5 separate regions of the Homo sapiens genome follow, and all the other regions are linked to region 1. Evidence: chromatin loops called from intact Hi-C (ENCODE). Cell type or tissue: OCI-LY7. All regions are shown on one strand. Region 1 has its middle 42 kb from the start of MIR492. Region 2 holds the start of MIR5700 (microRNA 5700). Region 3 has its middle 16 kb from the start of MIR492. Region 4 has its middle 70 kb from the start of MIR492. Region 5 holds the start of LOC124902989 (a long non-coding RNA gene).

The links. Peaks named below come from ENCODE experiments on the same cell type or tissue, not always from the same donor. Only the 100,000 strongest peaks of a DNase experiment are listed, where the experiment ranks them.
Region 2: a loop joins it to region 1, with 3 times the contacts of the local background. A loop is called at or near these places in 2 of 110 quality-filtered maps.
Region 3: a loop joins it to region 1, with 5 times the contacts of the local background. A loop is called at or near these places in 4 of 110 quality-filtered maps.
Region 4: it touches region 1 in a loop (5-fold over the local background); 8 of 110 quality-filtered maps call a loop at or near these places.
Region 5: a loop joins it to region 1, with 10 times the contacts of the local background. A loop is called at or near these places in 7 of 110 quality-filtered maps.

Annotation. Positions count from the first base shown.
Region 1 is chr12:94,873,821-94,878,820 of GRCh38, reverse strand. No RefSeq gene overlaps it. Among named protein-coding and RNA genes, the nearest start is that of MIR492, 42 kb to the right of the region's middle. RefSeq lists silencers at 4,787-4,886, 4,897-5,000. In OCI-LY7, CTCF peaks have their summits at 2,832 and 3,035; a DNase peak (open chromatin) is centred at 3,060.
Region 2 is chr12:94,558,251-94,563,250 of GRCh38, reverse strand. It overlaps MIR5700 (microRNA 5700), which reads right to left and starts at 1,462; the gene lies at 1,392-1,462. RefSeq lists enhancers at 1,925-2,034, 1,834-2,460. In OCI-LY7, no CTCF peak of the experiment used is centred here; DNase peaks (open chromatin) are centred at 1,060 and 2,210; H3K4me3 peaks cover 1,243 bases.
Region 3 is chr12:94,816,268-94,821,267 of GRCh38, reverse strand. No RefSeq gene overlaps it. Among named protein-coding and RNA genes, the nearest start is that of MIR492, 16 kb to the left of the region's middle. RefSeq lists enhancers at 2,708-3,227, 4,818-5,000. In OCI-LY7, a CTCF peak has its summit at 2,798 (motif pointing left); DNase peaks (open chromatin) are centred at 2,777, 3,097 and 4,307; H3K4me3 peaks cover 2,472 bases; H3K27ac peaks cover 3,944 bases.
Region 4 is chr12:94,761,887-94,766,886 of GRCh38, reverse strand. No RefSeq gene overlaps it. Among named protein-coding and RNA genes, the nearest start is that of MIR492, 70 kb to the left of the region's middle. RefSeq lists an enhancer at 3,939-3,998 and a silencer at 4,319-4,368. In OCI-LY7, a CTCF peak has its summit at 2,483 (motif pointing right); DNase peaks (open chromatin) are centred at 2,486 and 4,076; H3K27ac peaks cover 1,484 bases.
Region 5 is chr12:94,708,160-94,713,159 of GRCh38, reverse strand. LOC124902989 (a long non-coding RNA gene) reads left to right here and starts at 722. Exons shown (of 2, transcript XR_007063412.1): 1 at 722-5,000. In OCI-LY7, CTCF peaks have their summits at 1,839 and 2,042 (motif pointing left); a DNase peak (open chromatin) is centred at 2,039.

The DNA.
Region 1 (5,000 bases):
CTTTTTAAATATCCACTAAGGGCTGAACTCTGGCACAGAGCTTTAGAAGAAAGAAGAAACTAAATTCCTATGATAAAGGCGACACACAGCTCTAGGTAAGTTCTTTCCCACTCTACCCTGCATCTTCAGGCCACAAAAAGAAGAAGAAGAAAAAAAAGATCAATAGAATGTCAAGCCCCTAAATTGTGGTTCAGAGAAGTTGAACAGGCCTTGTCAAGGGCAAGAAAAGAAATAGCATAGCAACCACGCAGACCTCCTACAGCAAAATAAAGGACCCAGAATATCCTTAAGTGACTGTGATATTGGAATAAAAAATAAAAATTAAAAAGTCACACATCCCAGGGTTCCCTAAGAATGGTTTATTGACTCACCACCTCTACTTTGTGGCTCATTCCACTGTACCCTTTGAAGAATATTCTTGCTGGGCATGGTGGCTCATGCCGTAATCTCAGCACTTTGGGAGGGCTAGGTTGGGGGATCACTTGAGGCTAGGAGTTTGAGACCAACCTGTGCAACATAGCAAGACCCCATCTCTACAAAACGAACAAAAAGAATTGTAGAGATGGGTGTGGGAGCATGCACCTGTAGTCCCAGCTACTTGAGAGGCTGAAAAAAGAATATTCTTCACTCTTCCCATTCAAATCTTATATTTTTTCAAGCTAAGAACTCATCTCCTTTAAGAATTCTTTCTTAACTAATGTCACTTTATTCTAGTATAAATACTTGAAAGTCAGTTTTAGTGGATATAAAATTCTTGGCTCACGTTTTCACCACTTTGAAGAAATTCCGGAGAGAGAAGTCTGTGTGATACATTAACATCCACCTATCACTGGTCAATCTCTTGGGTTCTGGAGTCAGATTTGGGCCAGAAGTGTGTCACTAATTAAACATGCAGCCTTTGGCAAGGTGTTTCATCTCGATAAATCTTAGTTTCATAGTCTATCATATGGAGAAGATACTAACAACAATCCTGCAGAGTTTTGTGAGGATGAAACAGATTGATACATGGCTTTTCACAGTGCCTGGAACATATAAAGTACTCAATGCATGTAGCTGTGATACATGTTTCCTTGAAATTTTTCTTGGTCTTTCTCAGGGAAATATGGATTGATTTAATCAATAATGTATACCGCCCCATAGTAGGTATTTAATAGATGCCTTATGAAGGATTCATATTTAGGAACATGGTAAAGGAAAACAACATTTAATTACTAATGGTTTTCTAAATGGAGGATGACAGACTGGTAAGAAATTATGCCAGTTGATAACATTTCTTATCTACGAAAAGAAGAAATTATTCTCTTTTACTATTTATGTAAAATTGTAAACTAGTTCCTTTTTGTTCAATTTTATAACAAATGCCTATCTACCTTAATAGGTAATGAAAGAAGTAAGCTTGACCTCCTGATGCCAGTATACTTCCTACTGTACTAAGATGAAGACCTATGAATCCAGCCTGCAGATCAAGAGGGCTGAATAGGCCAGGTGTGGTGGCTCACACTTGTAATCCCAGCACTTTGGGAGGCCGAGGCAGGTGGATCATCTGAGGTCAGGAGTTTGAGACCAGCCTAGACAACATGGTGAAACATCGTCTCTACTAAAAATTCAAAAATCAGCTGGGAGTGGTGGTGGGTGCCGGTAATCCCAGCTACTCGGGAGGTTGAGGCAGGAGAATCGCTTGAACCTGGGACGCGGAAGTTGCAGTGAGCCGAGATGGTGCCTATGCACTCCAGCCTGAGTGACAAGAGTGAAACACTGTCTCAAAAAAAAAAAAAAAAAAAAAAAAATTAAGGCTGAATAACAGTGTTTGTGACTGGTGGAGAAGTTAAACAATTAAGAAAAAAGGGGAAAATATAGTGTTCTTAAACATTAGATGGTTTTCAAGGAATCAAATAATATGGCTGAGTTTAGAAGGCTAATGGAGATATGATAATATGAAACAGATAGACAACTCTATCATTAAAATATTTTGAAGATTCTTTAAACATATGAAAGAAACAAAGACCTTTCCCCCTCCCCCTGGAATAAAAAAGGGGGAAATCTGATTCAATCTAGTTTTACTTTTAAATTGATTCTTCAGGGTAGTTAATGAGAGCATTGGAAACATGAGGATTTCCATAGATGGCCAGTGTGACCGTGTTCCATTAGCAACTGACGTGTTGTTATTTATTTGGTACAGTTGAATAACATTCTTGGTTTCTGAAGGGAATTTAAAAATGATTCAGGCTAACTAATACTTCAAGATCATCCTAACAACTACTTAACTGAAACTGACTCCCCTCCCCCACACCAGGAGTCTTATTCAAGTTTAGTAAGAAATGAACATTAGGACGGGCTCGGTGGCTCACGTCTGTAATTCCAACACTTTGGGAGGCCGAGGTAGGTGGATCACCTGACGTTGGAAGTTCAAGACCAGCCTGGCCAATATGGTAAAATCCTGCCTCTACTAAAAATATAAAAAATTAGCTGGGTGTGGTGGTGGGTGCCTGTAGTCCCAGCTACTTGGGAGACTGAAGTGGGAGAATTGCTCAAACCCAGGAGGCAGAAGTAGCAGTGAGCCGAGATCGCGCCACTGCACTCCAGACTGGGCACGACAGAGCAAGACTCCGTCTCAAAGAAAAGAAAAAAAAAAAAAGAACATTAAATTGATTAGATATCACATTTGCAAAGCAAAGAGTATTAATTAGAAGGAGCAGGAAGAGGTAATGTTGTAGAAAGCAGCACAAGTAGTGTTAAAACAAGGCGCTGTGGTGAGATCACACAAACCAATGAAGTGGCTAACACTGTATCTCCAGGTTAAGATTTCTTACAATGCTGAGCAAGAATACTGATACTCTAATACTCACATAGTAATACTCTAAATCTTGAACTTTACTTCTGGCTAGGCCTTTAATGCATCTATTTAGTCCAAGTTGTCATTTTACTGATGAGGAAGCTAAGGCTCTGAGATGTCAAGTGACTAATCTATGACAAAAGCTCACGTTTTTACTTCCAGGAACACCTTTACACAGTTGCACCTTTTCTATGAAGCAGAGGAGGGCAGTATTGCATGGGCATTAAGTGAGAGGGTCCTCGTGTCAGACTGCCTGAGTTGAAATCCAGGCTGTGCCACTAACAAGCTGTATGATCTCGGGCAAATGACCTGCCCTCTCTGAGCTCGAGTATCTCCCTCTAAAAAAACCATAATATCCCAGTACGTACTTCATAGAGTTGTGTGGATTGAAATGATAAGACAGGTATGGCTCAGAAGTACACTTACTAACATTGTTATTTTCCCAAAGAAAGGCAAAAACATAAAAGCTCAATCAGAAGAGATTATATATCCAGGGAGGAAAAAACCCACTGCATACAGATCATAAGATAAAGTAAAAAAGGGACATAGCAAGTGTCATTAATTGTCGTTTCTTACATTTCCCCCTCACACATCAGTCACTCCTCCCCCTATCTGTGCTGATAGGCACCAAAGAGAAATCCAGACAAAATGTTTTTATTCATTAGATCATTAAGGTACTTCGTGTAATATTACGGTCTCTATAGTGCTGCTGACAATCAATGTTAGAAAATTATAAAGGTATTTCTTTGGCAGTGGTGATCTGCCAGAATAACTGGCATAAAGGCAATGCCAAAGCTGAAACACTCATGAGAAGTGTTTACCCGGCACAAGCCTTTGCATTCCCACTGCTGTCTGCCTGCATACCTGTCACAGCCGCTTTGGAAACACAAGCGTCCTTGGATGCTTTTCAAAGGATCCTCTGACAAACAAGAGATATTTTTTTCTACACAAAATTCAGGCTGCCTTGAGTTCCGTGCTATTTGATTTACTTTGTTCAGCAGTCGAAGCAGAATAAAATCAGATTTCTTCCTGGAAGACCTTCCCACATCATTCCATCCTGTTCTTGCGGATTTAGATCCTGCATTCTGAGCTCAAGGGTGTGCAGCGTTTTCATGATCTGGGGAATACATTTTTCCCCCTTCTCATTTTTTTCCCGCAGAAGCATTAGCATTTGGGGATGGGCTCCCGTGTTGTTTGGAAAAGTTGGGGTGGAGGTCGATTGTGAAGAGAAAGCTGTGCACACAGGGGACTGCTAGGAAAACCCGTGGGTTTCGCTGGAATGGGGATGCTGACCTCTTCCCCTGCCGAGCTCCTTCACCTGAATGAGACCAGACGGTCTCTGTTCCACGGTGTTTCCTCCAGCCCCGGGTGGATCTGCTGTTTACCGCTCTTAACTCTCTTCCCACCCCTCCTCGGAAAGCTTTATGAATGCTCAGGACTTTCAAAAAACAATCGCAGAATCTAAAGAATGGTAAAGGGCCGACGCACTGGCTCACACCTCTCATCCCAGCACTTTGGGAGGCCGAGGCTGGAGGGTCGCTTGAGGCCAGGAGTTCGAGACCAGCCTGGGCAAAATGGCGAGACACCAGTCTCTACAAAAGAATAAAAATACAAAAATTAGCCGGGCGTAGTGGAGCACTCGCCTGTGGTCCCAGCTACTGGGAAGGCTGAGGCGGGAGGATCGCTTGAGCCTGGGAGAATCGCAAGGCTGCAGTGAGCCGAAATCGCGCCCCTGCGCTCAGCCTGGGGGACAGAGCGAGACCCTGTCTGAAAAATTAAAAAGAAAACGAAGAGTAGGAACGGACATTAGCGGGCCACCTTCCCATCCCATGGGGAGAATTTTAAGGTGGTACTTTTAAGGCGGGTGAGAATTGCCATCTGCGCTCTCCGCCAATCCACTCTTGCTCCGCAAACTTGGGGTCCCTGTAGGGTGGGCCCAGCTTTCACCCCAAAGCTTCTCCAGCTCAGTTCTGGGGGCCGCGGGGCAGGCATCGGAGACTCGCTCCGCTCCTGGTGGGGCCAGAACTCGAGGAAGAGGAGAGGGGCGAAGCGGCCCGAGGAGGCGGGGACGCTGCGACGGCGGCAGAAAGGCCCCGGGGCCCCGGAGCTCCGCGAGCTCAGTGCGCCCTTGGCCGGCTCCGCGCCTCCGCCGCAGCCCGGGAGAGCC
Region 2 (5,000 bases), 320 kb after region 1:
CATGTACTTTCTGGTCTGTACTAGCAGTAAGGGACCCCATTTGCCAAAGAAGCTCTTGGAGGCCTGGATCCTTCTCTGATTCTTGGACTGTCAATGTCACAAGCAACAGTGCTAGCCTAGCCTTCTACCAGGGGTTTCCTCCCAAAGTGGTTTTGAATTCTCTTCCTTCATCATATTTATTCTGTGTTTTGATGCCCAGGTCTTGTAGCTCCCGGGAACAGTGAACTGTAAGACCCCAAAACTTAGGCCACAGGTAGAAGTTTATACATCCCCACACACAGTGGCTTAAGCAAGCAGAGACCCAAAGACATGCTTGGATTCAGAAAGGTGGCTGTCCCCAAACATGGTCAGAATTGCAAGGTGACTTCCTGCTATGCCTTGTCAACAACAAACAATTGACTAAGAAAATCCATGGAGGCCGGGCACAGTGGCTCACGCCTGTAATCCCAACACTTTGGGAGGCCGAGGCGGGTGGATCACTTGAGGTCAGGAGTTCGAGACCAGCCTGGCCAACATGATGAAACTCCATCTCTAATAAATATACAACAACAACAAAAAATTACTGGGCATGGTGGCGCGCACCTGTATTCCCAGCTACTCCAGAGGCTGAGGCGGGGGAATCGCTTGAACCCGGGAGGAAGAGGTTGCAGTGAGCCAAGATCACGCCACTACACTCCAGCCTGGGCAACAGAGTGAGACTCTGTCTCAAAAAAAAAAAAAAAAAAAGAAAAGAAAAAGGAAAGTCCATGGAAACCATGAATGAGAGGGAATGGAGGTGACCCATTCAGTCAATAAGCAATCATTCTCAAAAGAGAAGGTAGAGGGTTGCAGGGGGCCGGTGGCTGGCTCTCTGGGTGAGCTGGAGAGTGGCAGCTGTGTCCCTAGAGCAGGCGGGGATCCTGCCTGGCCAGCTGCACTCGGTCTTCTGGGTTTCTGGTTCACAGAGCTTGTTCATGGCCTCCCTGAGGCTATCGACTCTGTGCAGGCTCCAAGCCAAGCTGGCGACTGCTTGGCAGCCTCAGTGAACTCTTTCTACTGGGGACAGACTGAGCTGTCCGACAGGGCAGAACGTTTCAGCTCCTTGGCAGCTGTATATGCTTGAATGTAAATCACTACATTCGCTTTCTCTTCTCGGGGATATTCTTGTCAGAGTGAATCCGTTAGCATGAATCAGTTTCACAGGAGTGAGCACCTGATAAACTGATAGAGGCATTTCTGAACTCCATGACATGTGGGAAGCCCAGCTCGAAACTCGGGGGCTTTCCCCTTACTGGCAATTTGATTAAATGAGGATGAGGGGATGGGAGGGGTGGTGTTTCACCTCTGAGAATCTCCCCTTCCTAAACTGTTAACTGCCTAGGATTATAGGGGTTAGATGAGATCGTAGATGCTCAATAAATGCATTAAATTATTGAAGGCCTGGGGTGCCCAAGGGCCTTCAATAATTTAATGCATTAATTAATTAGTTTATTTATGTGAGACAGAGTCTCGCTCTGTTGCCCAGGCTGGAGTGCAGTGGCACAATCTCTGCTCATGCAACCTCCGCCTCCCAGGTTCAAGCTATTCTCCTGCCTCAGCCTCCTGAGTAGCTGGGACCACAGGCAGGCACCACCATGCCCGGCTAATTTTTTGTATTTTTAATAAAGACGAGGTTGCACCACGTTGGCCAGGCTGGTCTCAAACTCCTGGCCTCAAGTGATCTGCCCACCTCGGCCTCCCAAAGTGCTGGGATTACAGAATTTAATCCATTTATTGAGCACCTGCTACATGCCGTGCACTGTTCTGGGCACAGAGTACAAAACAATGTTACTATCCTCTTGGAGGTTACATTCTGGTGGGGGAGAAGTCAGGTGAAAATAAGATAATATTTGGAAGGGGGAAGGCCCAGGCTCTTGGCATGTTAAACTTACCTTGATATCCTTACAGAGAAAATGAATTTTCTGAGTGTTTCTTTGAATTTTTCAGCTCAATTTCACAGATAGCTATACAGCACAGCTTAGTAGACTCTTCCAAAGTAGAAATATTTCTGGGTCAGAGAGACTCGGCACAGCAGCAGGAGCGCTGGGAAGACCTGGGGTGGTTCTGTTTGGAAAGGGGATGAGATGCTCCTGTACTCCTGCTCCAGTGTTTTTGGCTTGAAATGAGTAACATGCAAATGAGCACCTGGGGCTGAGTCAGCAGTGAGTAACCCCCTCTGCGGGACGCCCAGCCCCGAGGCATACACGGGGCCGCCTCTACTGGCTACTGCACCCCGCAGATGCTTCCGCAGCAGACTCTGTGCCTCACCCCCGGCCCTTGCCCATGTCACCTGCTCAGTCAGAATTCCAGCTCAGGCCAGCGGGGCTCTGCTGATGAAAACAGCATTACCTGGAAGCCTGGGACTTCAGTGTTTCTTCCCGCAGCAAGTGCTGAGGAAGCCGCTGCCTTCCCTGGCACCCCCTTGCCGAATAGCTTCCCTTCTGCAGAGGGCTAGGGTCCCCACTTCATCAGGCCTCAGCTCTCCCCTCGGCTCACCCCTCCTTCATACCACTCCAGGCCTCTGTCCAAGACAGACTCCCACCTGGGCCTCCTGCCTCTTCTGAGAGCCGGCACCTCCTTCATCAGCACCTGTTTTCCAGTGGGTTCATTTCAGCATACACAGATGTCCAGCTGCTGCTGTCCTAAACCCACTTTTATGATCCTGCATTTCCTCAGCTCACTATTCCTTCTCTTCCCTGTCACTATCACGTTTCTTAAAAGAATAGTCTCTACTCCTCTCTCCCAGGATTTCTTAATCCACTAAAAACTAGTGTCAGCCCCCAGCACTCCCCTAAAACTTCTCTCAATGGGGTCACCGAGGACCCATTTGCACTTCTGGTGCATGCTTCACAGCCTGTGTTTTTACTAAACTTCTAGTCATTTCCCTTTGCGGTGCTCCCTCCCATCTGAAACATTTTGCTTCCCTTGGATATCTTCTTTCTTTTCTCCCTTTCTTTCTCTCTCTCTTTTTCTTTCTCTCTCTCTTCTTTCTTTCTTTCTTTCTTTCTTTCTTTCTTTCTTTCTTTCTTTCTTTCTTTCTTTCTCTCTCTTTCTTTCTTTCTCTCTGTCTCTCTCTCTCTCTGTCTCTCTCTCTCCCTCCCTCTTTCTCTCTTTCTTTCTCTCTCTTTTTTTTTTTTTTTTTGATGGAGTCTAACTCTGTCACCCAGGCTGGAGTACAGTGGGGCTCACTGCAGCCTCTGCCTCCCTGGTTCAAACAATTCTCCTGCCTCAGCCTCCCAAGTGGCTGGGATTATAGGCGCGCCACCACGCCCCGCTAATTTCTGTATTTTTAGTAGAGATGGGGTTTTGCCATGTTGGCCAGGCTGGTCTTGAACTCCTGACCTCAAGTGATCTGTCCACCTCAGCCTCCCAAAGTGCTGGGATTACAGGCGTGAGTCACTGCGCCCAGCCTGTTGGGTATTTCCTTGATGCCGCTCTCTGGTTCTCTTGCCACCTCTTGACCACCCTCTAGTCTTCTTTGGCTGCATTATCTCCATCTCACCCCCTTTGCACAGACTCCCCGTGATTCAGCCATCATCTCTAAGACTAATTCCACTGCCTCTATGTAGTGAGTACCTGCCTCTTTTCTGAGCCACAGACCATATTTCTATTTCCCCTTCATCTCTACATAGACATCCTTAGAGCACCTCAAAATATAAAACCAACCTCATTTTTTTGCCCTTACTTCAAATCTGCTCTATCTACACTACCTCATTCCATAAAGGCACCAACACCATCCATTTATTCACCCACCCAAGCTAGAAATCTTAAAGCCATTCCCCCTCTTTCTAACCAGTGCCATCTAATCGTGTCAAACTCTACCTTCTAAAGACACCCAAAACTTGTCCACCTTACTCTTTCCTACCTTGGTTCAGGGCACCATTATTTCCCCCCAGGAGAGTTGTAACAGTCTCCTATGTGGTCCCGGGTCTTCAGTTTTGCCCATACCCAATGCATCCACCATGTAAACTACCTGTGTGATCTAAAATGCAAATCAGATCATCTTATTCCACTTCTTAAAATTTTCAGTGGCTTCTCTTGCCCAGAGGGTCGTGTCTGAATTTCTGAGTGAAGCCCACTAGGTTCCCAGTGTACTGAAGTCCATGCAATGCCCCAGCCTCATCTCCCACCCCCCACCCCCATTGCATGCTCTACGCCTCAAGCCCTGAGCCCACCTTGCTATTTCATGCCCTTAGGTGACACACAAACACCTCCTCTGCCTGCAATCACATTTCTTCTCCTTCAAGACCCTTTCAGATGTCAGCTCTGCAAAGCCCTCATGTTCTTCTCCTCCTGACTCTGTATTCTGTAAAGAAATGCTGTCTAAATACCTTTTTCCTAGTTATTGAGAAGTGTTTCTTTTATGTCTGCTCCTGAAGTAAACAGTGAGTTCCTTGTGACCAGAGCATGCCCTTGCTCTTTCACTCATCTCGTCCTCCCACAGGACCTTGCCAAGTGTCAGGCACATATGTAGGTGGTGTTTAATCAATGCAATGAGCAAAGCAGCCCAGGTACTGTGAGAATGAAATATCTGGCTGGGCACAGTGGCTCACACCTGTAATCCTAGCACTTTGGGAGGCCAAGGCGAGTGGATCACTTGAGGTCAGGAGTTTGAGATCAACCTGGCCAACATGGTGAAACCCCATCTCTATTTAAAAAAAAAATTAGCCAGGTGTGGTGGCAGGCACCTATAATCCAAGCTACTCTTGAGGCTGAGGCAGGAGAATCGCTTGAACCTGGGAGACAGAGGTTGCAGTGAGCTGGGATGGTGCCACTGCACTCCAGCCTGGACAACACTGTGAGACTCCATCTCAAAAAGAAAAAAAAAAAAAAAAGATATCTACTGGGGCTATTTTCCTTTGCCCCTAGATTGTGAGCACTTGGTGGACTGGGAGTGTGTCTTTTTCTTATCTGCCGTACCTAGACAGCTGGTGTTCAATAAATAGTGTTGATTATGGTTGGGTTTACTACAACCTTCCAAA
Region 3 (5,000 bases), 58 kb after region 1:
TACTAATCTGATGAAGCTCAGCTATAGTCAGAACCATAGAATTGCAGATTCTTGATGCTGAAAGGGGCCTTGAAACTTCAGAGTGCATCCCTTCACCCACCAGAGGAATCCTTAGATTGCTCTTGTTGGTTGATAATCTTCTGGCTCCCAGGCACTTTCAAAAAGAAAGCTTAAAACTTTTCAAGCCCGTGGGATCAATTCTTGGATAATTTTAAGTATTGGAAAATCATTTTATGTATGGAGCCTAACTTAGCCTCCCCTGTAAATTTCACCCGTTGGTGACACAAAACAACTAGTGCCATTCTTTATTGGCAGCTCTTCAAATATCGAAGAGTACCTTAAACCATCACTTCCATGGTTGCCACCTGTTCTATCAACTATTTTGTGTTTAATTTGGATTCCAGACTTACAGCTGTGATAGTCACTTCTTGCTAGATGCAATTCCGATTGTCTATATCTTTTGTGCCTAAATCAAACCTACACATCAGATATGGCCTGGCTGGGAGAGTTTTGTGAGCCTGTTAGCTCCTTTGCTCTGGGTGAGGGCTGCCCAGTGGTGTTAGTTACTTATCAGCTACATTGCAGTGCTGACACGTGTTGGGCTTGTGATTAGCCAAAACGCAAATTTTATTTTCTCCTGTGGATTTTGGCTAAGCCAGTTCTCTAATATCTTTTCTTATGTAATTGCTATCTTCAATATAAATGCAGGGATTTACAGTTAATATTACTATTTAACATTAATGATAATACTAGTAACTAGCATCTTTTGAGGACTTACTATATTTATCTTGTTGGGTTTTCCCCAGGATGTGCCTCTTGGGATCATTTTGAATCTTATTTCTTCCCTTTTCTTGGTTTTTCTCTCTACTGAGAGAAATGTTTGTATATTTAGTTCCTACCCATCTGGGTCTCCTGTCTGCCCAGATATATTTTAATTTTGGCTAGTTTATAGTGATGGTAGGATTGTAAGACCTCATGGAAGGAATTAAAGCCACCCAGATTTCTGCATGTATATCCATGTATTCCTCCATTGATATGGTTCGACTGTGTCCCCACCCAAATCTTATCTTGAATTATAGTTCCCATAATCCCCACCTGTTGGCCATTGGGGCAGTTATGGTTGGGTGGCCTGATGAGGGGGTCAAGATGCTTCCCCAAGTGCCTAATTTTATGTAAGCTTCTGGTGCTAGCAAAAAGGAGCCTTACATTACAGATAGATATTGAGGATTCTGGAAAAAATTTCCAGTCATAGAACTAAGATAATGCTCTAGAGATTGGAGTCTTTGGAGATAGTTTTTCGAGGACCCTGCCACCATCCAGCTTCCTCTCTGCTCAGGACTCCTTTAATCTGGTGTCAGTGGATTTCTCCCATCACTTTGGACATGTTCCAATTAGATTGTAATGCACCAGCATTCTTCTCCTTGACTTAAAAAAAACAGGAGGAGAATTATATTCCTTTTGTTGATAGGATTTCTCTTATAGTGTCATCATCTTCCTTTTTCTTATGCTCCCGATCTTCTGAAATCATGCTTCCCTGTGAGCCATTCCTGAATTTTTTGGTGTGTTCCCTGAGTATGGGACACACCTCAGATGGATCCGGGGATAGTTTCTTTTTGACTTGATCCAAGATATACCTCTTCATGAAAATGTATGTTGATCAGGGACTGTGGGTATGTATAGGGTCAACATTCTCTCCCATCTGCTTTTAAGTAAGTGCTGACTTTGCCAGGCCAGGTGAATGAGCCTACAGTCATTTTAAGGTGGAAATAATTGGTTAGTTTAGACTATTTCAGCATTTCCAACACCTAGATTCTAGTAGATATTCCTTGAAAAAGGTGTTAGCAGTGGTGAGTCCATACAGGTCTGCAGCAACCTCAATTCTTCCCTCTTCAGAAGAAAATATTTGACACAGAGACCAAGGCAAGTTTTAGAGGAATGAAAGTTTATTCAAAAGCTTTACAGCAGGAATGAAAGGAAGTGAACTTGGAAGAGGGCCAAGGGGGTGACTGGAGAGATCAAGTGCATGGATTCCCCATTGACTTGGGATTTTATATGTTGTCATATTTCCAGGAGCTTGTGTCCCTTGTCTCCTGATTCTTCCCTTGGGTGGGCTCTCCGCATCCGCAGTGGCTGCCAGCACTTAGGAGTGATGCATGCACGGTATGTTTACTGGAGTTGTACGCATGCTCACTCGAGGCATTCTTCTCTTACCAGTTGAATGTTCCTAGAAGGTCATATACCAGTTAAACTTTGCCATTTTGCCTCTTTTTTGCTTGAGCCCACTGGCCCAACTCCTGAGATCTTATCAGGAAACTGCTGATTCCCAGCTTCAGGTGTTTCTATCTATTGGGAGACTGCCTTTCTCTGGTGCTGGCTGTGACCAATTATTATTTTATTTTATTTTATTCTTTTATTTAGATTCTCGCTCTGTAGCCTAGGCTGGAGTGCAGTGGTGCGATCTCGGCTCACTGCAACCTCCGCCTCCCAGGTTCAAGCGATTCTCCTGCCTCAGGCTCCCGGGGAAGCTGGGATTACAGGTGCCCGCAACCATGCCCTGCCAATTTTTGTATTTTTATTAGAGATGGGGTTTCACTGTGTTGGCCAAGCTGGTCTCAAACTCCAGACCTCAAGAGATCCGCCTGCCTCAGCCTCCCAAAGTGCTGGGATTACAGGTGTGAGCCACCGTGCCCGGCCCAATTATTATTTTAGAGAGACAGTTAACAACTGCCTGACCTCAGTGGTTGCCTGACACTCCTGGAGTGGGGCAGGGGAGCCCTCTTCTGCCCTGCTCAGGTCTAACTAGCTACCTACTATCACAAAAGGAGTCTGGTTAAAAAGGTATTGTGGCAAAAGGGAGTATAGTATGGGTTCCCCAACCTTACTTGGCCGCAACACCTTTGTGTGGCTGAGCATCTTGGGATCAGCAGCCTGCAGGACACTGGAAATTGCTGGACTGAAGGTCAGTGATCTGAGAGACAGGAAAGTACCCGCAGCGAGACAGTGCGAAGAGAGCAATTTTAGAAATACTTCTGCTTTTGTTTCTCAGTTTTTGTTTCTCGGTGCTTATTTTTAACCTAAGTAGTAGTCATTTGAAGCTCTCAGAAGCTCATGGGCTCTTATCAGATGAAAGTACCCCAGACCTTGCAGGATTAGGAACATCATCTGGCCTGAACAGAAGGTAAAATTGCTGTCTGATTTTCTTTTTAGAGAAACCTGTTAGTGAAGCTGGCGATTCAGTTCTTTCTGGTATACATTTAGGACCTGTTAAATATATATTCTGCCTCAAGGGGAAATCATATTCTAAAAAGTAAACAATTCATAGGCAATTCTTGTACCTTGAGAATCCATTAATGGCTTTCAGAAGGCAAATTTTGTTGTCAAGGGGACAGGTTATATGGGCAACTTGCTTCTATTAATACTTTTCTGGGCAGATTAACTAAATGAACTAATATTTAACTTGGTCTAATAGAATGTTAGCCAGAACAGTGCCTGGTAACAACAACAATAATACTAGCTAACATTTCTTAAGTGGTCACTATGTCCCATAACTATTATACATGTGTTAACTAATTTAATCCTCACAAAAATGCAATGAGGTAGCTGTTATTTTTACTCCCACTTTATAAATGAGAAAATATAGTAATATAGCATATTTTACATATATACAGTAATATTGTAGCAGGACGAGCTGCAGACAAAACCCCTCAGACACCGAGTTAAGGAAGGGCTTTATTCGGCTGGGAGCGTCGGCAAGACTCACGTCTCCAACAACTGAGCTCCCCAAGTGAGCAATTCCTGTCCCTTTTAAGGGCTTACAACTCTAAGGGGGTCCGCGTGAGAGGATCGTGATCGATTGAGCAAGCTGGGAGTACGTGACTGGGGGCTGCATGCACTGGTAATCAGAACGGAACAGGACAGGGATTTTCACAATGCTTTTCCATATAATGTCTGGAATCTATAGATGACATAACCGCTTAGGTTAGGGGTCGATCTTTAACTACCAGGCCCAGGGCTCAGCGCTGGGCTGTCTGCCTGTGGATTTCATTTCTGCCTTTTAGTTTTTACTTCTTTATTTGGAGGCAGAAATTGGGTGTAAGACAATATGAGGGGTGGTCTCCTCCCTTAATATAGCATAATAGTGAGGCTAGAACCAGTGATTGGCTCTGTATTCATAAGAGTGAGTAACAAAGCAAAGCAGATTTTACAGTAAGTTCTTTCTTTTTTTTTTTTTTTTTTTTTTTTTTTTGAGACAGTCTCGCTCTGTGATCCAAGCTGGAGTGCAGTGGTGCGATCTAGGCTCATGGCCCGCCTCCCAGGTTCAAGCAATTCTTGTGCCTCAGCCTCCTAAGTAGGTGGGGTTCCAGGCCCCAGCCACCACACCCGGCTAATCTTTGTATTTTTAGCAGAGATGGGTTTTCACTATGTTGGCCAGGCTGGTCTTGAACTCCTGGCCTCAAGTGATTTGCCTGCCTTGGCCTCCCAAAGTGCTGGGGTTATAGGCGTGAGCCACTGCTCCCAGCCTATAGTACAGTTCTTTAATTTTGAGATTGAGCTCAGTTTCATAAAATCCTAGGTAGCATGTAATATATAATTAATTTTGGATTACTTTGTTCTCCTTTAGATATCTATCATAGGATTTTTAACTTCTAATTTGGAATTTTTAGACATCAGTAGATAGTATAAAAATGGAATTTACTTATGTATTTATTCAACAGCCTTTTTGGGGGCCAGTTTCTGAATTTGATTTTAGGGATGCAAAGATGACAGAGCCCATAGTTCCCTGTACTTACAGAGATGTCATCAAATGGCAAAGAGGTATAATCCTTCAAGCAGTTATCATTTCTTATGCCGTGATAGGAAAAGTGGTTTCATAAATCTTACTTTAAAAAGTCAAAGAGAAAAAGTCTGTAGGCTGCCTGCCGTGGGTCTGGACGCCAGGGAGGTGTCACACCTCTCAGATGACTTTTGAGTTGTTCCCCAGCCCTGGCTCGATTTCACCC
Region 4 (5,000 bases), 110 kb after region 1:
CTGCACTCCAGCCTGGGCAACAGAGCAAGATTCCATCTCAAAACAAACAAAACCACTTACCAAATTGATGCATATAGACACACACATATATATAATATGTATATCAGATATATGCACACAGTATGCTTACATGTATGTAAAACAACACAAATATACACAAATATAATTTGTGTAACCATTTGTTTAATGTATGTTTCACCACTGGAAGGTTTGCAAGAAATACCATGCCTGTTTTATTCATTCCTTCTTCTGTTGTGTACAGTGCTCGGAGTGTAGTAGATGCTCAATAAATGTGTCAAATGGCTGGATGAATTAGCAATATTCATGCACCAAAGTATCATGATTCTTGTTACTCTAAGAGTGGGATATGAACCACTGGAGATGACTTTAGATGTGACCTGAGTCTAGCACTGGATAATATTGTATCACCTTGAGTGAAAGTACTTTTATTTTCAATTTACTTTCAATCCCTCTGATGTTATTAAAGAGAAAAGCATGGTTTGATGATGGTCTTTAATCACTGCTGACCACTTGCCAGCCTCCCTGGTCTACACAGTGAGATCAGGCCTCAGCCAGCAACACTGTCTAACTGGACTTCAATAACATGTTTTGTTTCTATTGCATTATTCATAGGTTACCTTTTATTTGTGACACATGATATTGATTTTTCTTTTATGGAAGTGACACAAAGTCTCCTTTTAAAACAAAACTATATAAGTAAAAATGTGAGTATATTTAAGAGAAATATTAAGGAAATAGTAGTACAGTTATGATATATTAGTGGTTCTTGAATTACTGAAATTTTGGTTTTTGAAGTGTTTGAAGTTTTGGAACTACCTAGAAGGTCACTAGAGTCCAAGATGCACTCCTGAGTCCATCCCCAAACTAGTGCAGGACCATGACAAAGTAAATGCAATGAAGTGAGTTTCTCCCAAAGCTAAGTTGGTTCATTGTCATTCTGATAGCATGTTCTTTTTTGAGATTAAAGTATCTTTTCCCCAAATAGATGATGATTTTTAAAAATTGCCCCCAAATCTGGCTGGGCATGGTGGCTCATGCCTGTAAGCCCAGCACTTTGGGAGGTTGAGGTGGGTGGATCACTGGAGGTCGGGAGTTCAAGAGCAGCCTGGCCAACATGGTGAAACCCCGTCTCTACTAAAAATACAAAAATTAGCCAGGCATGGTGATGTGTGCCTGTAATCCCAGCTACTTGGGAGGTTGAGGCACGAGAATCTCTTGAACCTGGGAGGCGGAGATTGCAGTGAGCCAAGATTGTGCCACTGCACTCCAGCCTGGCAATAGAATGAGACTCCGTCTGGAAAAAAAAAAAAAAAAGTTGCCAGTAAAATCTTGTTTGCCTCCTGTGTGAATAATATGAGAGCAGTTGGTCCCACTCTTGTGTGTGTGCGTGTGTGTGTGTGTGTGTGTGTGTGTGTGTGTGTGTTGGTCCCCAGTGCAAATGCAGATGTGTCATGCATACTACCCTAAAGTAAAAAGCATTTGTGTGTTGTTTTCCCTTTATTTCAAATAGGGATTGCAAGTATCATATTTATAAAAAAAAAGATTGTGAAAATAATTTCTAGATATGGTGAGCACTGTATAAGGGATGTCATAGGAGAACGAGATGGTTGGGGGAGTAGAGGGTACTAGGGGGAGGGTGTTTCTGTAGTAGTTTCTTCCATTGGAGACAGAATAGGGATGGGAGGGGTCTGAGGGCAGTGGCTCCTAGATGGCAGGATGAGCATTTGGGGGGCAGCAGCCTCCCCATTTTCTGAGATAGGTGGTGTCAGAGGTTGGGCAAGGAGGAGAACAGGGGTTGGCAGAGGAGAGACAGGCAGGTCATCTGTGGAGGGATCCACACTTCAAGTGCTGCTGGACACAGGGAGGCTCCTGTGCCCCAGGCATCAGCCTGGAAAGAAGTTAGCCTGTTGCAACATTGTCGTAACTGCTGCCTTTCTCGCTGTTTGTGTCTGTGCCGAGTTTGCTTTGCTTATAGAACCCAAACTGCGGTTGGACTCTTAGGTCCCCATTAGAAATTTAGCAGAAATCATAAGACCAGAGAGATTATGGCCTTACTGATTGCATCAGTTTTGGCAACTGCCTAATTAGAAGCATCCAAAGAACGAGACCTTTAAAATGACTTATACTTGTTATAACCCATGATCAGCCTTTGGCTTCTCATTTGAAGCTGCTGCCTGCGGTGGCATCATAGTTAGATACTTACTGTATCTAACTGATACATAGCAGGGACTATGATTTTCTCTCAGACTTAAACCATGGTCAGCAGAACTATATTTTGCTTTTGAAAATCAGAACTCTTTCAAGGTAACATGCTTCAAGAGGAGTGATCTTCTCCCCTCCCTAAAATCCAGATGTTATACTTCGAAGTTAAAAACAACTGGAAACTGAAAAGTCTAACTGCAAGCCGCCTTCTCTGCTGTTAAGCAGTCAGCGTTCACCTACAATGGTCTTTCTCTGTTTTTGCCAGTAGGTGGTGACAGTGCTGTCTGTGCAGTTTACTTAAGTCTCTTGTTATTTATTTATTATTTAAATAATACCTCTCTCTCTCTCTCTCTCTCTCTCTCTCTCTCTCTCTCTCTCTCCGTCTCTCTCTCTCTCTCTCTCTCTCTGTCTCTCTCTCTCTCAACAGAGTCTTGCTCTGTTGCCCAGGCTGGTGTACAGTGGTGGGATCTCATCTCACTGCAACCTCCACCTCCCGGGTTCAAGAGATTCTCCTGCCTTAGGCTCCCAAGTAGCTGGGATTACAGGGACCTGCCACCACACCCCGCTAATTTTTTTTGTATTTTTAGTAGATACAGGGTTCCACCATGTTGGCCAGACTGGTTTTGAACTCCTGACCTCAAGTGACCCACCCACCTTGTACAAATACATACATATTATAGGAAGAATTAGAAAACAGATAAGCACAAAGGGAGTTGGGGGGTGGGGGTTGGAATTGTATAATCCCACCATCTGTAGATAATCACTGCTGAAGTTCAGGCATACACAGCCTTTGTGGTAAACTGACCTAAGCCAGTTTAGTGGTTCACAGCTAATAGGTTATGTATGGTTGATACCAGGAGCCTCCAGTGATGACAGATCTCTACTCCACAACCTCTGTAAGGGTGAAAGGAGAAAGCAAGAGCAGTTCTCAAACCAATCCTGCTACGGGGACAAACATGCATGACCAAGCAGGCACACAGCCTGTGCTGTAAACTGCGCTGGAGAGGCCCAAGCTCCCAGCTTTCAGCCGCTTAGACAAACACCTTGCATGAAAGGCTCTCCTGTGGCCTGTGCAGCAGCAGTGTTGTAGCCATAGCATTGAGCTAACTTTACTTAGAGTCACGCAGGCCACAGAATCCTCCATAACGTAAGACTGGAGGGATGGAGGCTGCTGGCGTTGCTGAATTCTCACACCCTGGTCATAAGAAGGCGGAGTGGCCTGTACAGCATTTCCAGCTGATCCATATACAGCAAGTCCTCAAATGATGTCATTTCAATCGGTGTCATTTCATGATCACCTTGATGAGAAAGTCTGTTCCTGGCTGGGGCCCCTGTCTGTGTGGAGTTTGCACATCCTCCCACATCTGCATGGGTTTTCTCCAGGTCTCCCAATTTCCTCCTACATCGCAGAGATGTACATGTTTGGTTAACTGGCATGTGGTCCCAGCCTGAGTGAGAGAGAGAGAGCGTGTGTGTGTGTGTGTGTGTGGCAGGGGTGTGTGTGGTGGGGGTGTGGGTCTGAGTGCACCCTGCTAGGGGATGTATCCTGTCCAGGATGGGTCCCAATGTTGCAGCCTCAGCTGCCGGGACAGGCTCCAGCTACCCTTGACCCTGAAACAGGAATAACTGGGCAAATAATTATCTTCCTTGTGTTTATTAACCTTACTTAAATGTATGTATAGCTCACATGTATTTCAGTGTTTAATATTATAAATGTTTTGGTTTTTATTTAGAAGTTTTGTGATTTTTTTTGTGATCAGAAATATGCCATAAGAACTTAGCTCTTGTTGATCTCAATTAGCCTGTGGCAAAATCAGTTTCACTATATGTTGTTTCACTGAAAGTTGCAGTTTCCTGTTGATGACATGAAGTGAGCCCTTACTGCACTGTCGTGCATTGCTTAACAACAGGGATATGGTCTGAGAAATGTATCGTTAGTCAATTTTGTCATTGTGTAAACATCATAGTGTACTTATACAAACCTAGATGGCATAGCCTACTACACACCTACACTATATGCTGTAGCCTGTTGCTCCTAGGCTAAAAACCAATACAAAGTGTTACCATACTGAATAGGCAGTTGTAACATGGTGGTATTTGTGTATTTACACATATCTAAACAGAAAAGGTACAGTAAAAACACAGTGGGTTATAAAAGATTAAAAATGGCACACCTGTATAGGGCATTTACCATGAAGGGAGTTTATAGGACTGGAAGTTGCCCTGGGTGAATCAGTGAGTGGTAAGTGAATGTGACCACTCACACAAGTGTAAACTTTAAACGCTGTATACTAAGACTACACTATATTCATTTAAAATTTTTTCTTTAATAATAAACCTTAACTTACTGTAACTTTAAAAATAAATTTTAAGAAACTTTTGACACGTTCATAATAACACTTAGGACACAAATATATTGGATAGCTATACAAAAAATAGTTTCTTTATATCCTTATTCTGTAAGCTTTTTTCTATTATTTATATTTTTACTGTTTCAATTTTTTGTTATAAACTAAGACACGAACACACACATTAGCCTTGGCCTACACGGGGTCAGGATCATCAGTTTCACTGTCTTCCACCTCCACGTCTTGTCCCACTGGGAGGTCTTCAGGGGCAATAACACATTTGAAGCTGTCATTTCCTATGATAACAATGCCTTCTTCTGGAATATCTCCTGAAGGACCTGCCTGAAGCTGTTTTACAGTTAACCTCTTTTTTTCATAAGTAGAAGGAGTACACTCTAAAATAACAATAAAAAGTATAGCATAGTAAAT
Region 5 (5,000 bases), 170 kb after region 1:
GAAGAGCTTCAGAAAACAGTGTTGTTCCAAAGGAGGGCTTGGTAATTCTAAATGGCCAGTAGGGCAGGCCAGAGGCCACTGAGGATTCACATCACAGGAGAGAAAGTATTTACCAGTAGGGTTGCTTTGATTGATGGGTCCTGGGAATTTCTGCAACATGCCCTGCAGCACCTAACAGTAGGACAGATGTTTCCATAGCTGAATCTTTCTGCCCTGCTGCTCCTGGGAAAAATAATTTCCACTCCCACTGCAGCTCTACCCTAGCCAATTAATGAAGTTCTTTCAGTGATTTTTCATTTGTGAGTATGATATGCTCAGCTCTTGGCCTAATTAGACAAGAGGGGGCCGCTGATTTCTCAGTCTCCAGACTTCTTGCTTGGGACATGCATTCTCAGTTTCTTTAGACCAGTAGTTGTATTAATAAAAGAAAGAGGAGGGGGCCAGGTGCGGTGGCTCACACCTGTAATCCCAATATTTTGGGAGGCTGGGGGTGGGGGTGGGTGGGGGGGGGGTGGATCACGAGGTCAGGAGTTCGAGACCAGCCTGACCAACATGGTGAAACCCTGTCTCTACTAAAAATACAAAAATTAGCCGGGTGTGGTGGCACACGCCTGTAATCCCAGCTACTCAGAAGGCTAAGGCAGGAGAATCGCTTGAACCCGGGAGGCAGAGGTTGCAGTGAGCCGAGATCGTGCCGCGACACTCCAGCCTGAGCAACAGAGTGAGACTCCGTCTCAAAAAAAGAAAGAAAAAGGAGGGAAACATTCCAAATCTGCCAAGGCATTAAATATATAGTGGATGCATATAGTATTTTCAATATTTAAAAGACATAAAGTAGGTCTCTCTCCCAATCCTGTCCCCTTCCCAGAAACAATCCCTATTAACTTTCTGTCTATTCCTAGAGATATATCCATGTACATGCATTTAATGTATGTGTGTGTATATATATACATATAGACCTATTTATCTTTTGCATTCACACAAATGGTAACATATACATAATTCCATACCTTGCTTGTTTCTTTTTGTTTTGTTTTTGTTTTTGGGATGGAGTTTCACTCTTGTTGCCCAGGCTGGAGTGCAGTGGCGCAATCTCGACTCACTGCAACCTCCGCCTCCTGGGTTCAAGCAATTCTCCTGCCTCAGCCTCCCGAGTAGCTGGGATTACAGGCACCCACCACCATGCCCGGCTAATTTTTTGTATTTTCAGTAGAGACAGGGTTTCATCATGTTGGCCAGGCTGGTCTCGAACTCCTGGCTTCAGGTAATCCACCCTCCTTGGCCTCCCAAAGTGCAGGGATTATAGGCATGAACCACGGCACCCGGCCACCTTACTTGTTTTTACTTATCTTAGGGATTGTTCCGGGTTAGCACATGTAGACCTCCCATATTTGCTTTTTAATAACTACAGGAATGTTTTTTAAACATTGTTTAGATGGTCCATCATTTACTAGCCTTTTATTGCTGGGCATTTTGGTTGTACAATCTTCTGCTGTCCCAACAAATTAAATGTTACCCTTGAACATAAATATTTTGGCGCATATGCTAGTTAATCTATATTATCAGTTTGCAGAAATAGAACCACTAGGCCAAATGGCATATACCTTTAAATATTTAAAATATTTAAATATAGAGATAATCATATTGCTCTCCTGTAGAGGATTTCTTCATTGACTTCTTCCTGGCAGTGCATAAGAATGCATCCTCCAACCCGTTTCCCTTCTCCCCATCTCCACCTTGGCCATATCAGAGTCTGTCTTTTGCAGGAGAAAAAGTTTTGGTCTGGGATGAGCATGAATATTTTTAAAACTCACCGCATGGGTGTCAGCAGTGTTTCAGTTGCAAGTCACAGAAAATCTGCCTCAAACCGACTTAAATCAAAATTAAAAAAAAAAAAAAAGATGGAGAAGTTGATGGGCACAGATAACAAAAGTCCAGAGAGAAAATGTGCTTCAGGTGTAGCTGGATCTAGGGAGGGCTGGCATGTCATGGCACAGCTTCAGGGGCACAGTCACATTGCATTAGCAAACAGTGTGAAGGCTGCCCCCTGGAGTTAGTGGCCATACATTCAGGGACACAACTAAGCTTACAGGGACCTGGTCTCTCTCCATTTCCCAGCCCTGTTTCCTTGGGGTTTGCCTTGTTCACAGGCAGGCTTTCTCCACGTGGCAGCTCTAGGTTTACGTTCTATGAACTTTATAACCTCAATCTAAGAGCCTCCCCTTCTCTGTAGATACAGCCAAAGTCATGCAATTGTTCTTCGTTGATCTGACTTTGGTCAGATACTCATCCCAAGTAATTGATCACTTCTGGGAAGGTCTTTTGGTTTGCTTGCCTGTCATCCATTCCCTGTTCTTCTGATAGTAGCGCCTTGATTTTCTTCCTCAATCTAAGTCCCCATGGTTCTAGGGACCTTCCTTCATCCAGGGCTGAGCATGCGACCCTAGGCATGGCCAGTCAGCACCCATCCTACCAACGGCCAAAGTGATTCTGATTCTTGGACACTACCTCCTTGACCACTAACCCATCTGTAGGCTAGATGAGTTTGTCTGAGACCAGGAAAGTTACAGCTGAAGAAGATGGGAGATGGAAGTGCATACAAATCACCTGGCAATCTTGTAGTAAAGCAGATTCTAATTTATTAGGTCTGAGATGGGGTCCACTGCATTTCTAACAGGGTCTCGGAAGATGTTGATGCTGCTAGTCCAAGGCCCACACTTGGAAGCAGAGAGACGTAAGGTGGATCCAATGGCCCCTCCAGGCTCCTCCTGGTCTAATGATTTTAAGATTTCATAGCATATACAAAAGGATACGAAACAAACAAAATCTCCACATGCAATCAATTCTAATTTGTCTCCACTTCACATGCAAATAGAAGTCACATTTTAATGATCATATATATCCAAAAACATAAATATTATGAAAACATTCATTCATTTAAGAAATACAATTCCATTTCCTGCCTTGATGGGGTTGGGAGAGGAAACCTTCATTGAATTTTTCTAAAAGAATCATACTTTTGACCAATGTTGGCAAGAAAGTAACTTTTTCTTTTGGGGACTGTGAGCTCTTTGTTGTCTTACTGAAAAAACAAAACAAAACAAAAAATAGAAGACAAAAAACAAAAAACCAAAACAACCTGCTGCTGATTCTACTGTCAAGCTAGTGACTTATTTGTGCTTTACCTGAGGAACCAATTTGCCCTTGGCAGACACTGGGCTTTATATATCTAGTTATCCCATCATAGCTGGGTGGCCTGGTGGCAAAAACTGGGGACAGTCTACTGTTTTCTTGAGAATAACACAGTCACTCTCTCTCTCATGACCAACTGCTCTTCACATTTTCTTTTTAAATAAATTCTTTTCTCATCATCTCTCAGTACCAATATCTCAATCCAGGAATAACTTGAACAGCATCTAAAGAGTTTCTTTGCTCTCCCTTATTCAAATCGGCTATTGAATGGACTCCCCCAATATCCAGCACCATTTATTGAAACAGAAAAATGATTTCTTTTGGAAAGCAATTTCATGCCTTGTTATCCCCAACAATGTCTCTAAAATACAAGGTTAGATGGCATTTCCAGGAAGTCCCTATTCATTCCTGGGACTGAAAAGGAAAAATAAAATTTTAAAGGGGACTCCAGAAGCCCATGGCATTGTCTGCTAGATATCTTCATGCCTTGAGGATCATTGTGTGGCATTGTGAAGATACTTGCTTTAAAATCATGCCTCTGTACAGAAAATTGTAGCCTCAAACCCTGGTGTTATTATGTAAATAGGTGTTAATGAATCGATTGTACTAAGTAGACTGTGATTGAGAGTTGCTGTTCTTATGAGATGATCACAGAAAGACAGCTGGATTTTCTTCTGCTTTTTTTAGAATCCTTATACTCGTTCTGCTTCACAGATATGGCTTCTACCAGAAGGCGAGTTGTGCAGAATTCTCATCTTGTGCTTTATTTTCTTATTGCTAAACTGTTAAGTAAGCCAGTCCCATCCGTAAGTTTGAAAAGCCACCTTAGGACTTAATTATTAAAAGGTAACGTCTCCTCCATAAATACTGATCCTCTAGAAATACTGTGGTGTCCACATTTGTGTTTTAAGATTAATATAACCCATCCTCTCCTGTAAGAAATGGGATTTTGAGGCCCTCTCCTTGCTCTCTGTGTCTGCGATTGACTCACTGAGTGTCAGAGCTGCACTTAGAGGATGCCTAAGCTGGGAAGTCATTGATCAACAAATTGCACCTTGATGGTAGAATAGAAAGGAGAGGGGTATTTATTGTAGCAGGGGGTCGTCTTTATCCATTAGTGATGTAAATACTAGGAGATAGAAGATTTGGGGATTTGTCAATCGGCCTAATGACATTTTCCCAGCAAGTCTTTATTGAGCACCTGCTGTGTTCCAAGGCATAATGGTTGGCTCTGGGTATACAGTGATGATCCAGCTGAGCCCTGATCTCATGGAGGTAACTTAAATGAGCCATTTAATGCCTGGACTTGACTTGAAAAGTGAAGCTAATTCCTAACCTCACTGGATTGCTGTGATGGTGAAACACATTTTTGAAAGTATAAAGTATTAAATGCAGAGTTCCTGAGGTCAGAATGATGACACAGCTTCAGCAATGTCCTTAACCTTGAACTTTCTAACATCAGTTCTTTTTTCTATTATCTGCTTTCATGAAGTTATCCTCACACGGCCTTCACTTCGCCCTTTGTCTTTTTGTGACAGTTGCATTTTCCTCTCCAAGGATTATCCCACTTTCCTGATTCTTGAATGGTGCCAGCTTTTTATCTGCCTTGCAAAATATTTTTCTAAAGGAGGGGCCTCCTAAGAAATTTCATAGGTATTCGATATGAACTTAGAAAAGTGACTATTCACAAAAGATACTGAGACAAAAACGAAAAGTAGCTTTCTGTATTATACATACAATAAAAATCGGAACGTAACACCCCAGAATACAGTTCTCTTGAGACATCTCTGTCGTTTCCTAGAGTTAGA